2 separate regions of the Homo sapiens genome follow, and region 1 is linked to region 2. Evidence: chromatin loops called from intact Hi-C (ENCODE). Cell type or tissue: heart right ventricle. All regions are shown on one strand. Links, peaks and the distances in the headings refer to the core of each region. The heading gives the core; the rest is flanking DNA.

Region 1 (6,224 bases), core at 2,002-4,501, 180 kb before region 2:
AAGCTCACCACCTAAGTGCTCCAGCTTTGTCCCTCTCATAAGTCAACAGGGTGGGTGGGGGCTGGGAGGGGGAACAAAGGAGCTGTTAGCAGGTAGGAGCAAATCAGCCCATCTCTGTGCAAGTCACCACCAATAAAACTTAATCAATGCAACCCCTTTTAAGTTGGTTGGATCAGTGACCCAGAAAATAGCTCCCCTGCAGAAAAGGAAATGATAGTCAATAAACTGAGACGTCAATGGGAAAAATCTATTAAAGAGAGTGAGATATCAGGAGACCTCTGGTGTTAACGGAGACCCTTTGGAATGGAGCCATGGATCCAAGAGCAAGTTTTTAACCCTCTCGAGGCCCAGAGTAGCCTCTGCCCCAACTCAGTCGGCAGCAGAGCCTGCAGCTTCTGCAGCTTCGCTGGGCCCCTGGGTCTCCCCACACCATATTGAGGAGTACCTGCTGTCTAATTTCTTTGTGCCACTTGCCTGTTCAAACTGGTGCTTTGGGGTGCACGTGTTCCCTCCTAGGTGGTCAGCAGGTGGGGTTGGCCTGAGGCTCTGTTTGGGGTGCTGCCTAGAGATGACACCTCTCTGGCCCACAGAGAAATGAGCTGGAGGTCTCTGCCTCAGTTCCCTCCGAGTTATAACACCTGCTCTGACCTGGGTGTTGGGAGCTAGAGGTCAATGCCTTGCCCTTGACCAGGCCTCCTGACACCGTCCTGCCAGTTAGCAGGAGCCACTCCTCTAGAGTTTAAAAGGAAGCGAAACCTGTCCCCAAGAAACCGGCTGAAGATAAGGTAAAGCGCATGGCACAATAGCGTTCGCGTGGCACAGTGGCGTTCGCTTGGCCTGCACACTGCTTCAGCGACTCTTCCAGCTCGCTGTCATCAAGCAGGGCAGGGAACGAGGGACACTGTGGTGGGCTGGTGGGCTTCAGGGTAAAGCTATGTTAAACAGAAAAACTTGGGAGCACATTGGTAGGAGAGCAGCTCTTGTGATAGTGTGTGCTGGTTCTGGGAATGCTGCACAGCCTGTGCCATGCCTGTTGTCACCAGCAGCACCAGGCTGCACATACTGTGTCTGTCTGTGTCTGTGTCTGTGTGTGTAGCTGCTGAGTTTGTCTCACAGAGCCAAGGCTGCTGCTAAAGAACGTCACCAACAGACAGTGACAATGTCTTCAGTAAAGGACATTTGGACATGCTGATGCATTGCAAATAAATGTGAAAATGTTAGAGTAAGTTTAAAAGGGGGCATGTTTACATGGAATTGGGGTGAGCTTGACAGGGCCTGGCTTGGGCAGAGGGTTGCAGGGAGCAAGACTTGTGCCTTTCCTCCTTTCATTTGCTTTTGGACACAACCTTTTGCTGGTGAACTCTCTGTCCAGTGACTACATGCACCCTTTATTATTATTATTGCTATTGTTTAATCTTTGAGTTTTACAGTCTCTCTTTAGAAACGGGAGTCACAGAGCCACGGTATTTATGTCATCTAGATCAGCCGACTGTAGGGGAGATATTGACAATTTCCTGGTCTATTTGGGACAGTTCCAGGGCCCACAGGTGGGTGACTGTGCTTCAAGAAGCCACAAAGCTCACACGAATCAGCTAAGATTAGCTTAGCTAAGATTAGCTAAGCTAAGATTAGTTGATCACAGATACATATCCCCAGATAGAGGTAAAGGGCATCCTCACAGCTCCCCCCTTCCTTCTCTCCTGCTGCTGCCCGTGTTGCTTATGGGAAGTCAGCTGTTATGGGGATAGGAGTGGTTAAATGCAGTGGGGGTTGTGAAAGATGTTCTAATATGTTTGTGGGGGTTGCTTATAAGCAATTTTATGAATATATAATTTTTGGAACTGGGCTGGTCCTGTTCCTATAACACAGGAACGCACCAGGAGAATCACTTTTCCTAACAGTATGAGAACCAGATGGGTCTCTGTCTTCATTCACCCCCTCAGATTGGCCATGGACTCTGGGAGGTTGGTGGGGGGTGTTTAGTGGTAAAAGAATAAATTGACAAATATGCCCCAGACACAGGAGTCGAGTCCCTGGTTCCTCTGAGTCATGAGTTTACGCCTTTTTTAGGGTCTGGTGGTTTTTCTTTGGCATTTCAGGGAGCATTCAGAAAGCACTGATGTGCCCTAAGTCAGCATGGTGAGCCCAGAGGCTAGGGTGAGGCTTCCTCCACTCCCATCCCAGGAGTAGGGCAGGGGTGTTCCTTAGAGACCTCGCTCTCTCATCCCCTTCAACTCAGTGACCCCCTCAACTGCAGAGGCCTGTGAAGATGGAGCCTGATGTAGCTGAGGATAATGAATACTCATTCCTGGGCAGGCCGCCTGAGCTCTAGAGTTAGGGGAGCTTTCTCGGAGTTTCACGGTCATCTCGTTCTAGCTGTGTGAAACTGGGCATCACTTTACCTCTCCGAGCCTCAGTCTCCTCATCTGTAAAATGAGGGCCGATAATATCTCCCTCACAGTGTTGCTTTTAGGATCAAACAAGACAAGGTATGTATAACATATTTATCGTGGTCACTGGCACAAAAAAGGAGCTTGGAAATGGTAGGTTTTTTATTATTTATTTATTTATTTATTTATTTATTTATTTATTTATTGAGACAGAGTCTCACTCTGTCACCCAGGCTAGAGTGCAGTGGCATGATCTCGGCTAACTGCAACCTCCACCTGCTGGGTTCAAGCAATTCATTTGCCTCAGCCTCCCAAGTAGCTGAGACTACAGGCATGTGCCACCATGCCCTGCTAATTTTTGCAGGGTTTCACCATATTGGCCAGGCTGGTCTACAAACTCCTGACCTTGTGATCTGCTCGCCTCCGCCTCCCAAAGTGCTAGGATTACAGGAGTGAGCCACAGCGCTGGGCTGGAAATGGTAGTTCTTTTACTCTTCCAAGACAGGGTCTTATTTGCAAAAACGAGCATCCTATGTTACAAGCTGTGAGTGAGGGATTTTTTGAAACAGAGTCGCTCTGCTGATAGGAATGCGTGTCCGTTGTAGAACGGGGTGGGGTGGGCAGGGGGCGTGTGTCCCTTGGGCTTTGACCACAGGGTGCCAAGTCCAGAGGTCTGTCGGGAGTTGTGTGCTGCTGCCACAAGGTGGCAGTGTTGGCAAACAAACCACATCCTCCACTGCTACGAGGCCTAGATGGGAAGAATTTTACCTCCAGTTTAAATTCTTTTTAGAAAGGGAATACTTAATTCCATGATTCTACACCTTGGGAATGGAGGCCCACAGAGGGGAAGAGCTTTGCCCAATATCACAGAATGAGTTGGTGGCAGAGCTGTGCCCTTTATCTGGGACTCCTGACAGTTTATTCATGAAACACGCATTTGCCATACTGCTCTTCCCTTAGCTTCATTCACATCCTTGGCTTGGGTTTGGGGGGTAGTGGGAATTACTTGGGGGCTCCAGAGTCCTTGGTTCAGTCTTTGCATCTCTGTTTTCAGTGGAGCTAGTGGGACCCAAAAAGGTTTACATGATTACCTGAGATAAATTGTGGGATCCCAGAGTCCCCAAGATCTTGACTCTATATCCACACCTCACTTAACGGTTTATCAGTATCCTAGTGACAGAGGCGATGAGAAACCCATGATCTCCCCTCCACCACCCCCTCCCCAGCAATAGCTTGTTATTCCCTTAAGTCCAGGGTGAATGGGTGGGGTGGGCTGGGCTGGTTTGTCTGCTTAGTCCCAGGATTAGGAGGACCCCGTCTGGCTGTGTTTGTTAAGGAGGCAGCCTGAAGTGCATTTGGCTTCTGCTACATGTCAGGAACTAGGTGAGTGCTAATCTCCTGACCCTCGTTGAGTAACTGGGAGAAGATTACACCCAACTCCCAGCTGAGGACGTTGAGGCTCAGAGGGGTGAAGTAGCTCATCCAGGACTTCCTGATGCTGAGCCTCTTCTCTTAAGGAGTTGGCCCAATAGGGTGAGGAGGGATGAGATGGCCCACCTTTATGATCTGTGTCCTCAGACCAGCTTCTTTGTCCTGCCACAGAAAGCCCCCTATGAATAGAACCTTCTTTGCACAAACTCCTTGCCTCCTGCCACTTCACCCCCTCCCCATTGCAGCTTCCCACGAGTTCCTTTCCAGAGCCGTCGCTTGCTGAATGGGTTGCTAGTGGAAATGTGGTTTTCAAATTTGGGAAATCTCCATTAAGTCCTTTTATTTAAGGAGGATGTCATTATCGCGCCTCCCTGAGGACTATTACGGTTCTATTAGGCAAGGCCGCAGACTTCCTAGGTACTGTCTGGGGTCTGATTCCTGGGCAGGAAAATGCAAGACAGGAAGAAGGGGAGGGGGGTTCAGAGAGAGAACAGAGGCTGGGGAGGGGAAGCAGAAAGAAGAAAGGAGGAGAAAGAATGAAAGAGAATGCGGGAGGGAAAGAGAAAGGAGTGAGGAAGTGACAGAGGGAGAGGCAAAGAGCCCCTCACCCCCCAGGCAGAGGAGAGAGGGCAGAGGAGACCCTGGGCCACTTGGCCATCCGACAGTCTAGAGGATTTACAATGAAACTGGACGCGAGCTGCCCGGAACTGGCTTCTCTCTTTCATTAGAGACAGGGGATCCTGGGGAGTTCTTCATGCCTTCCGGCTGCCAGCCCACCTTGGGGCCTCCACGTTCAGATTTGGGAGAGGCCTCAGTGAGGGCTGGGAGGGAGGAAGAGGATGCCCAGGGAGGGTGGTTCTGGAAACTAGGTCTGAGCTCAGTTGGCCCAGAAGGGTGTTGGCCTGCCTGACCACTCTGGTGAACATAATGTTTTCCCATTCTCTGCTGCCCCCTCTAGAAGGCAAGCTCCAGAAAAGCAGACCTTCTCTCTGTTCTGTGTTCTCTCTGCTCCCAGTCACTAGAACAGTGCCAGACGCATAGTAGGTGTTCCATAAGTGTTTGTGGAGAGAATAGTAAATAATAGAAGTGGAAACAATTCCACTGCTTCCCCATCCTCTCCCTTGCTGCATTCAGAGCAAAGGTGGATGGACCTCCTCTCTGTTCTCAGTAAAGGCTTGTGACCCTTTACACACACACACACACACACACACACACCCGGGCAGGAGGGTCAGGAATCGCATGGCAAGCAGCTGACACTGGCTTGGCCAAATGAGAAAGGAAAATATATATGCCCCTCCTGGGACCTTCTTGTTAGGGGGTTACCATCTGCGGGCTGCCTGCTGGAAGTGCTTTAGCCTCTGGGCAGGAAGGCTGATGTTCTGCGACAAACATCCTGGCTGGGAAATCCCCTGGCCCGTAGGTCCCTAGGGCCTGGGCAGCCTCCTTCCACGCCATCCTGCCCTCTTCAGACCTTCCCCTGGCTCCTGGGCCTGAAGCCGGGCCACCTCTCTCTGCCTCTGAGGGGCTCCCCCGTGAGAGCTAGCCCAGTGCCCCTGGGGCGTCCCCTCCCTCGGAGCTCCTGTGCTGAAGTGATTAATGAGGCAGGGACAAAGCCTTTCTTACCAGCTGTGTCAACATGCCCCTTACCCCGCGGCCCTGCTAGCTACAGGTATGGGGAAGCAGCCCCCCACCCCCACACCACTGCCCTAGGCAATTGCCTCCTCCAAGCCTGTTTGCCCCTTACCTGGGCTCTCTTCAGGGTCCCAGGCCTCCCACTGGGCCATCAGTGTCTGATGGTGATGATGATGATGATGATTTTATGATGCTTACAGCACTTGATGTTTGCTGAGAGCATGACTCTCCTTTTTCTCAGCTCCTCTTTCCAGCTGCCTGAGCCAGGGGATCAGGTGTGGCTGTCTTTGGGTGACGGGGAGCAACTGGGCTACAGTTGCTGGGACTGATACTGCCTCCTCTGTGAAGCCTTCCCTGATCACCTCTAGCAGGCTTTGTGTCTATCCCTCTCCTCCCGTCCCTTTGTGTGTGGAGCTCGTCTGTTCCCCTCACTGCTTCCTTAAGGGAGGAGATTCCTTCTCTGGGTATGCATCTTTGTACCTCATCCCTCTTTCCCCACACCTCCATTCTCAAGACAGCCTAGCACGGTGCTTGGCGCGTGCTATGTGCTATGATAAATACTTATGGAATGAACCAATGACTTGTAGATCTGGAATGATCTGGAATTCCATGGCGTAGGTCTGTGTTGTCTGTGGTTCTGCAGACTGATTACCTTGTGTTTGATCTGTCTCAGACCTGCCCAGGACCACACATCCTGCCTCTGGCCCCAGCTGGTCTTTGTGGGGTTTCTAGTGGTTGCTGCCCAAGGAACTCTGTTGGGGAGGACGGTGA
Region 2 (6,122 bases), core at 45-2,544:
TGTGAGGCAAGGCCCAAGCCTGCTCTCCGGCACCTCCCACGTGCTGGCGGCTGTGGTTTTCAGATATCAAAATGAGCTCCGGCTTTTAATTGTCTGTCTCCCTGGGCCCTCGGGCATTCTCAAAACAAACTGTGGACCCGCTCAACAAAGAAAATGTGCAGTTCTGAGTGCTTCGCGGGGCTGAGCCCGGCCTATTCCATTTCTCAGGCCAAGTTCATTTGTCACCCCACCAACAAATGGCCCAAGGCGTTTCTGTTTGACCCCCATAGACCCAGCCAGAGGCAAAAAGATGCTTTTAAAGAAATCCCATTGGTCCCAACTCCACAAGTCTCAGCATTCATTGTCCTAACCAAGAAAGCCTCTCTTGGTATTCTCTGGAAGGCAAGAGAGAGAACTAGAGGGTCAGAGCAAGGGTGCCCGCTTGGGAGAGAGGGCAGGATTCTGGTTACAAATCGAGGATGCGCTGGTCACTCAGGCTCCTGTGGTGGACAGCACAGAGGAAATCCCAGCTCATGCTCCTCAGGGATCCTGTGCACTGTGACAGGCACTTCTGAGCCAGGGCACTCACTGTGGCTCGCAGGGTGATGTGCTGAAGACAGTCATTTCCCCAACCAGTCTGTGTGTGTGAGAAGACAACACCAAATTCCTTTCCTTAGCAAAAGCCACAGCCAGCGTTTTTAGTGCTGACATTTTATTTTCTTGTCTTCCAGCTGGTTACATTTTTCAAAAACAGTTTTGAGTCCTGTATGGAAAGCTTCATTGGTGCACACCACAGGATGTGTTCCATGAAGCCATCCCAGGACCAAGTGGTCACAAAGAAGCTAAGAGAAAATGCTGCCTTGGCCCTGCATATAATGAGCCACACAGGGCCGGGGCGGGGGGCGGGGGGGCAGGTAGAGGCGTGGGGGAGAAGGATTCACACCTGAGGTGCAAGAAGAGAAAGGAAGGCCAGAGGAATCTTTCATTGAAGACAGATTGTTTGAGGACAAGCAGCTCCTGTGAAGAGGCTGCCCAGATCCTCTGGTATTTTAACTGGGCAATGAATCAGCATGCCCCACCTGCAGAGCCTCTGCAAGTCCTTTGCCACCTGCCTCAACTTGCAAGTCGCTGTGTCCATCTGCAGCCGACTGTCCTCCTTTCCATCATCCATCATCCGACACATGAATGCAGCTGCTCTGACAGTTTTACAAGCCAGACAGAAGCCCCCTCAGGAAGGGCCCTCTCTGATACCTGCTTCCTAAGTCAGTTTCCTTCAGGGCAGATGAAAACAGCTGTGGCCATTGTTGGGGGTGATCTATCTCTCCCAGCAGAGCCGGTAGTGTTGTGAGAAGCTGGCCCTCCGCGCCACCTCCCCTTGTCTATGACCCTCCAGCCTCCTTTTCCCTTGCTCTGGAATGTGGACTGTTAACCCTCTCATGACCAGACGACTGCCTTCTTGCAATGGACTTGGGAGAGAGCAGTTCTGATGCCTGGGTTCCTTGAGCAGGTAGGATGGATGCTTATAGCCCCACCTGCTGTTGGGAGCGGCTGGACCGTCTGCATTAAACAGAGGCAGTGGGATTCATCCCTGGAACGCGTCTGCCACCTGCTGGAGACAAAAGGAGGGGTGACTGCAGGATGGCAAGTCTCAGGACTGGACGTGATTTCCTTTCCTTTCCTTTCCTTATTTGGAAGTGAAGTAATATTAAAAGGAAAAAGAAGAATCCAGTGGACTTGAACCTCTAAATGATCCACACCCCTCTGAATGGCTCAGCGAGAACCTGCTGTGACATCTTCTGCTGTTTCATTTAATGTTAAGTCATTGACAGCTGTTTATTTTTACTCAGTCCACAAACTTGTCATTGTTCACAGTACTCCCTGGAATTAAACCCCCAGGGTTTTAGCTGATTCCTATTGTGAGTAGTTTAGGTTATTTCCAATTTTTTTTCCTATTTCCAGCAGGGTTGCTATGAACATCCTTGTACGGCTGAAATTTTTTTTTTTTTCTTTTTTTGGCAGATTCTCTCTGTGGCCCAGGCTGCAGTGCAGTGGCACAATCTTGGCTCACTGCAACCTCCACCTCCTGGGTTCAAGCAATTCTCCTGCCTCAGCCTCCCGAGTAGCTGGGATTACAGGAATGCACCACCACGCCCGGCCAATTTTGTATTTTTAGTAGAGACGGGGGTTTCTCCATGTTACTCAGGCTGGTCTCGAACTTCTGACCTCGGGTGATCTGCCCAACTCGGCCTCCCAAGGTGCTGGGGATTAGAGGCATGAGCCACAATGCCCGGCCTCAGAGTAATTTTTTAAATTAAAATTTTAAAATGTGGATATAATTATAAATTTAAATATACTTATAAGAAATAAAAGCCTGGGCAACATGGTGAGGCCTAGTCTCTACAAAAAATTTAAAAATTAGCTGGGCATGGGGTCGCACGCCTGTGGTCTTAGCTACTTGGGAGGCTGAGGTGGGAGGTTCACTTGAGGTTGAGGTCGAGGCTGCAGTGAGCCATACTTGGGCCACTGCACTCCAGCCTGGATGACAGAGTGAGACCCCGTCTCAAAAAATAAAAATAAAAAAAAGAAAATGCAGACTCCGTGTATCCTTTATCCAGTTTCCCACAACAATAACACCTTGCGAAACTATAGGACAATATCACAACTAGGATATTGATATTGACACAATTTACCAATCTTACCCACATCTCCCGTGGTTTAACCTCTACTGTGTGCGTGCACACGCATTCACGTGTGTGTATACTTAGTTCTATGCAATCTTGTCACGGGTAAATTTGGGGATCCACCACAGTCAAGATAAAGCACAGCTCTGTGACCACAAGTCTTTCTCCTGTTGCCCACCTCCTTCCCTCCTTTTCCCTCCCTCCCACAACTAACCCCTGGCAACTACTCATCTAATCTCCATTTCTGTCATTTTTTTTTTTCACTTCAAAATTGTTACATAAATGCGGCCAGGTGCGGTGGCTCACTCATGTAATCCCAGCACTTTGGGAAGCCAAGGCAGGCAGATCACTTGAGGTCAGGAGTTCGAGACCAGCCTGGCCAACATGGCGAAACCCTGTCTCTACTAAAAATACAAAAATTAGCTGGGCATGGTGGCACGCACCTGTAATCCCAGCTACTTGGGAAGCTAAGGCAAGAGAATCGCTTGAACTCAGGAGGCGGAAGTTGCAGTGAGCTGAGATCGCGCCACTGTGCTCCAGCCTGGGTGACAGAGTGAGACTGTCTCAAAAAAAAAAAAAAAGGTTATATAAATGGAATCAATTAGTATGTAGCCTTTGGGGATTTTTTTTTCACTCAGCATTATTTCCATTATCCAAGTTGTACATATCAGTAACATGTTCCTTTTTCTTTTCTTTTTTTTTTTTTTGGCTGAGTAGTATTCCACAAAGTTTAAAAAAACAAAACAAAACTTTAGAGTTATTTCTGGAAGTGAATGCTGTGTCTGAGGGAGTGTGAAGAGTTTGGTGGTCTGATGAGGGTATTGCAGGGCTGTTTTCCAGAAAAAGCCCAGTCCCCGCCCTCACCTGCAAAATAGAGGCTCCCATAGGTGGTACTTTGATGAGGCTGCCGTAACTAAGTACCACAAATTGGGTGGCATAAACAACAGAAGTCGTCTCACAGAGCTGGAGGTTAGGAGTGCAAGTTCAAGACATTGGCAGAGTTGGTTCCTTCGAGGACAGCGAGGAAGGCCTTTTACCTGCCTTCTGCTGGCTGCTGACAAGCTGTGGCATTCACTGGCTTGCAGAAGTGTCACCCCCAATCCCTGCCTTCATCTTCACATGGTGTTCTCTCTGTGTTCGAATTTTCCCTTTTTTCTAAGGAGGTCAGGCATATTAGATTAGGCCCAGCCTAATGACCTCATCTTAACGAGTTACATCTGTAATAGCCCTATTTCCAAATAAGGTCACATTCTCAGGTACTGTGACTTAGGACTTCAATATATGCATTTGGGAGGAATGCAGTTCAACCCATAAATAAGACTGTCAACACTGGGTTTGGGATGTTGATTTTTTTTTTTTTTTTTTTTTTTTTTTTTGAGACAGAGTCTCGCTCTGTCACCCAGGCGGGAGTGCAGTGGTGTGATCTTGGCTCATATAACCTCCACCTCCTGGGTTCAAGCAGTTCTCCTGCCTCAGCCTCCCGAGTAGCTAGGACTACAGACTCCCGCCACCACACCCAGCTAATTTTTGCATTTTTTTTATTTGTTTTGTAGAGATGGGGTTTCGCCATGTCGGCCAGGCTGGTCTTGAACTCCTGACATCAGGTGTTCCCACAATCCCATAAAGTGCTGGGATTGCAGGCGGGAGCCACCGCACCCAGCCGATTTTTTTAAACATTGAATTTAACAGTTGAAACTTAATTTCCAGAAAAGCTGCTTTTCCATGTGATTATTTACCAGCTTTTGTTTCTGTCGAGTTGCTTCTTCCGATGTTCACTCGCCAAACGTTTAATAAAGCAAGGGGGACACGCACTCCCTCTCCAGGAGCTCGCATACCATGGAAGAAATAATTTCCGCATCCAAACAACTCCACTACCAGATGGAAGGTGATCAATGCCACTGAAAAAAAGGTTCAGATGCTTTTTTCTAAAAAAAACTTTATTTTTTTTCTGGAGCACTTTTAGGTTCACAGCAAAACTGAGTGGATGGTACAGAGATTTCTCATTTATGTCCTGTGCCCACACATGTACAGCTGCCCCCGTTATCAACATCCCGCCACCAGAGTGGTGCATTTGCTATGATTGATGAGCCTACATGACACATCATTATCACCTGAAGTCCATGGTTTACATCACAGCACTAGTGTTGTACATCCTATGGCTTTGGACAAATGTATAATGACATACATCTACCATTATAGTATCATACAGATGGGCAGTATTTTCATTGTCCAAAAAAACTATCTGCTCTGCCTATTCATCCCTCCCCGACTTTCCCCAACCCCTGGCAACCACTGATCTTTTTACTGTACCTTTATTTTTGCCTTTTCCAGGATGTCATATAGAGTTGGAATATACCCATACATAGTCTTTTCAGATTGGCTTCTTTCAGTTAGTAATATTCATTTGGGGTTCCTCCATGTCTTTTCATGGCATGAACAGCTTATTTTTTTTTTTTAGCACTGAGTAATACTCCATCGTCTTGATGTATCACGGTTTATCTAGTCACCTACTGTCATCTACTGAAGGACATCTTGGTTGCTTTCAAGCTCTGGCAATTATTAATAGAGGTGGTATAAACATTTTGTACAGGTTTTTTGTTTTGTTTTGTCTTAAGACGGAGTCTTACTCTGTCTCCCAGGCTGGGGTGCAGTGCCGTGATCTCAGCTCACTGCAACCTCCGCCTCCTGGGTTCAAGTGATTCTCCTGGCTCAGCCTCCCGAGTAGGTGGGATTACAGGTGAGCACCACCACACCTGGCTAATTTTTGTATTTTTAGTAGAGAAGGGGTTTCCCCATGTTGGCCAGTATGGTCTCAAACTCCTAACCTCAAGTGATCTGCCCACCTCAGCCTCCCAAAGTGCTGGGATTACAGGCATGAGCCACCATGCCCAGCTGTGTGCAGGTTTTTATACGAACGTTAAGTTTTCAAATCATTTGAATAAATACCAAGGAGCATGACTGCTGGATTGTGCAATAAAAGTATGTGTAGTTTTGCAAGAAACTAAACTGCAAACTGTCCTCCAAAGTGGCTGTACCATTTTGCATTCCCCACTGAAACAAAGAGTTCCTGTTGTTCCACATCCTCACCAGATGCATTTTTTCAAAAGGACAATTTTCTTATGGGCCTTCAAAGGAGAGAACAATCTCTTTCCCCTGGGGAGGATCTGGGATCCTTATGGTAAGATGTGGCATTTGGACCAGACTTTGAATGACAGGCCAAATTTGGAAAGTATATTATGCTCCTTTGACTCCTTGGGATCATAGAATCTTTGATCTGGAAGGACTCTCAAAGGTCATCCGGTTTCATTCTCTACTTGGTTCTGGAGGAGGCCCCTATCTCTAATTAATGGAAACTGAGGATTCTCCTTATTGGCTGCATTTTAAAACAGATTTTGCTCCCACTTGTAGGTGGTAAAAAGGAAATATCTGGATTAGGAGGGCAAACTTCTGCTTTTAGGCAGT

What was found. Peaks named below come from ENCODE experiments on the same cell type or tissue, not always from the same donor. Only the 100,000 strongest peaks of a DNase experiment are listed, where the experiment ranks them.
Region 1: it touches region 2 in a loop (3-fold over the local background); 88 of 110 quality-filtered maps call a loop at or near these places.

The regions. Positions count from the first base shown.
Region 1 is chr17:43,573,727-43,579,950 of GRCh38, forward strand. No RefSeq gene overlaps it. Among named protein-coding and RNA genes, the nearest start is that of ETV4, 30 kb to the left of the region's middle. RefSeq lists enhancers at 2,895-3,189, 5,253-5,302, 5,283-5,900 and a silencer at 3,060-3,179. In heart right ventricle, for the core only: a CTCF peak has its summit at 3,098 (motif pointing right); a DNase peak (open chromatin) is centred at 3,095; H3K27ac peaks cover 1,390 bases.
Region 2 is chr17:43,759,008-43,765,129 of GRCh38, forward strand. No RefSeq gene overlaps it. Among named protein-coding and RNA genes, the nearest start is that of SOST, 3.3 kb to the left of the region's middle. RefSeq lists a silencer at 1,434-1,728. In heart right ventricle, for the core only: a CTCF peak has its summit at 1,556 (motif pointing left); a DNase peak (open chromatin) is centred at 1,554.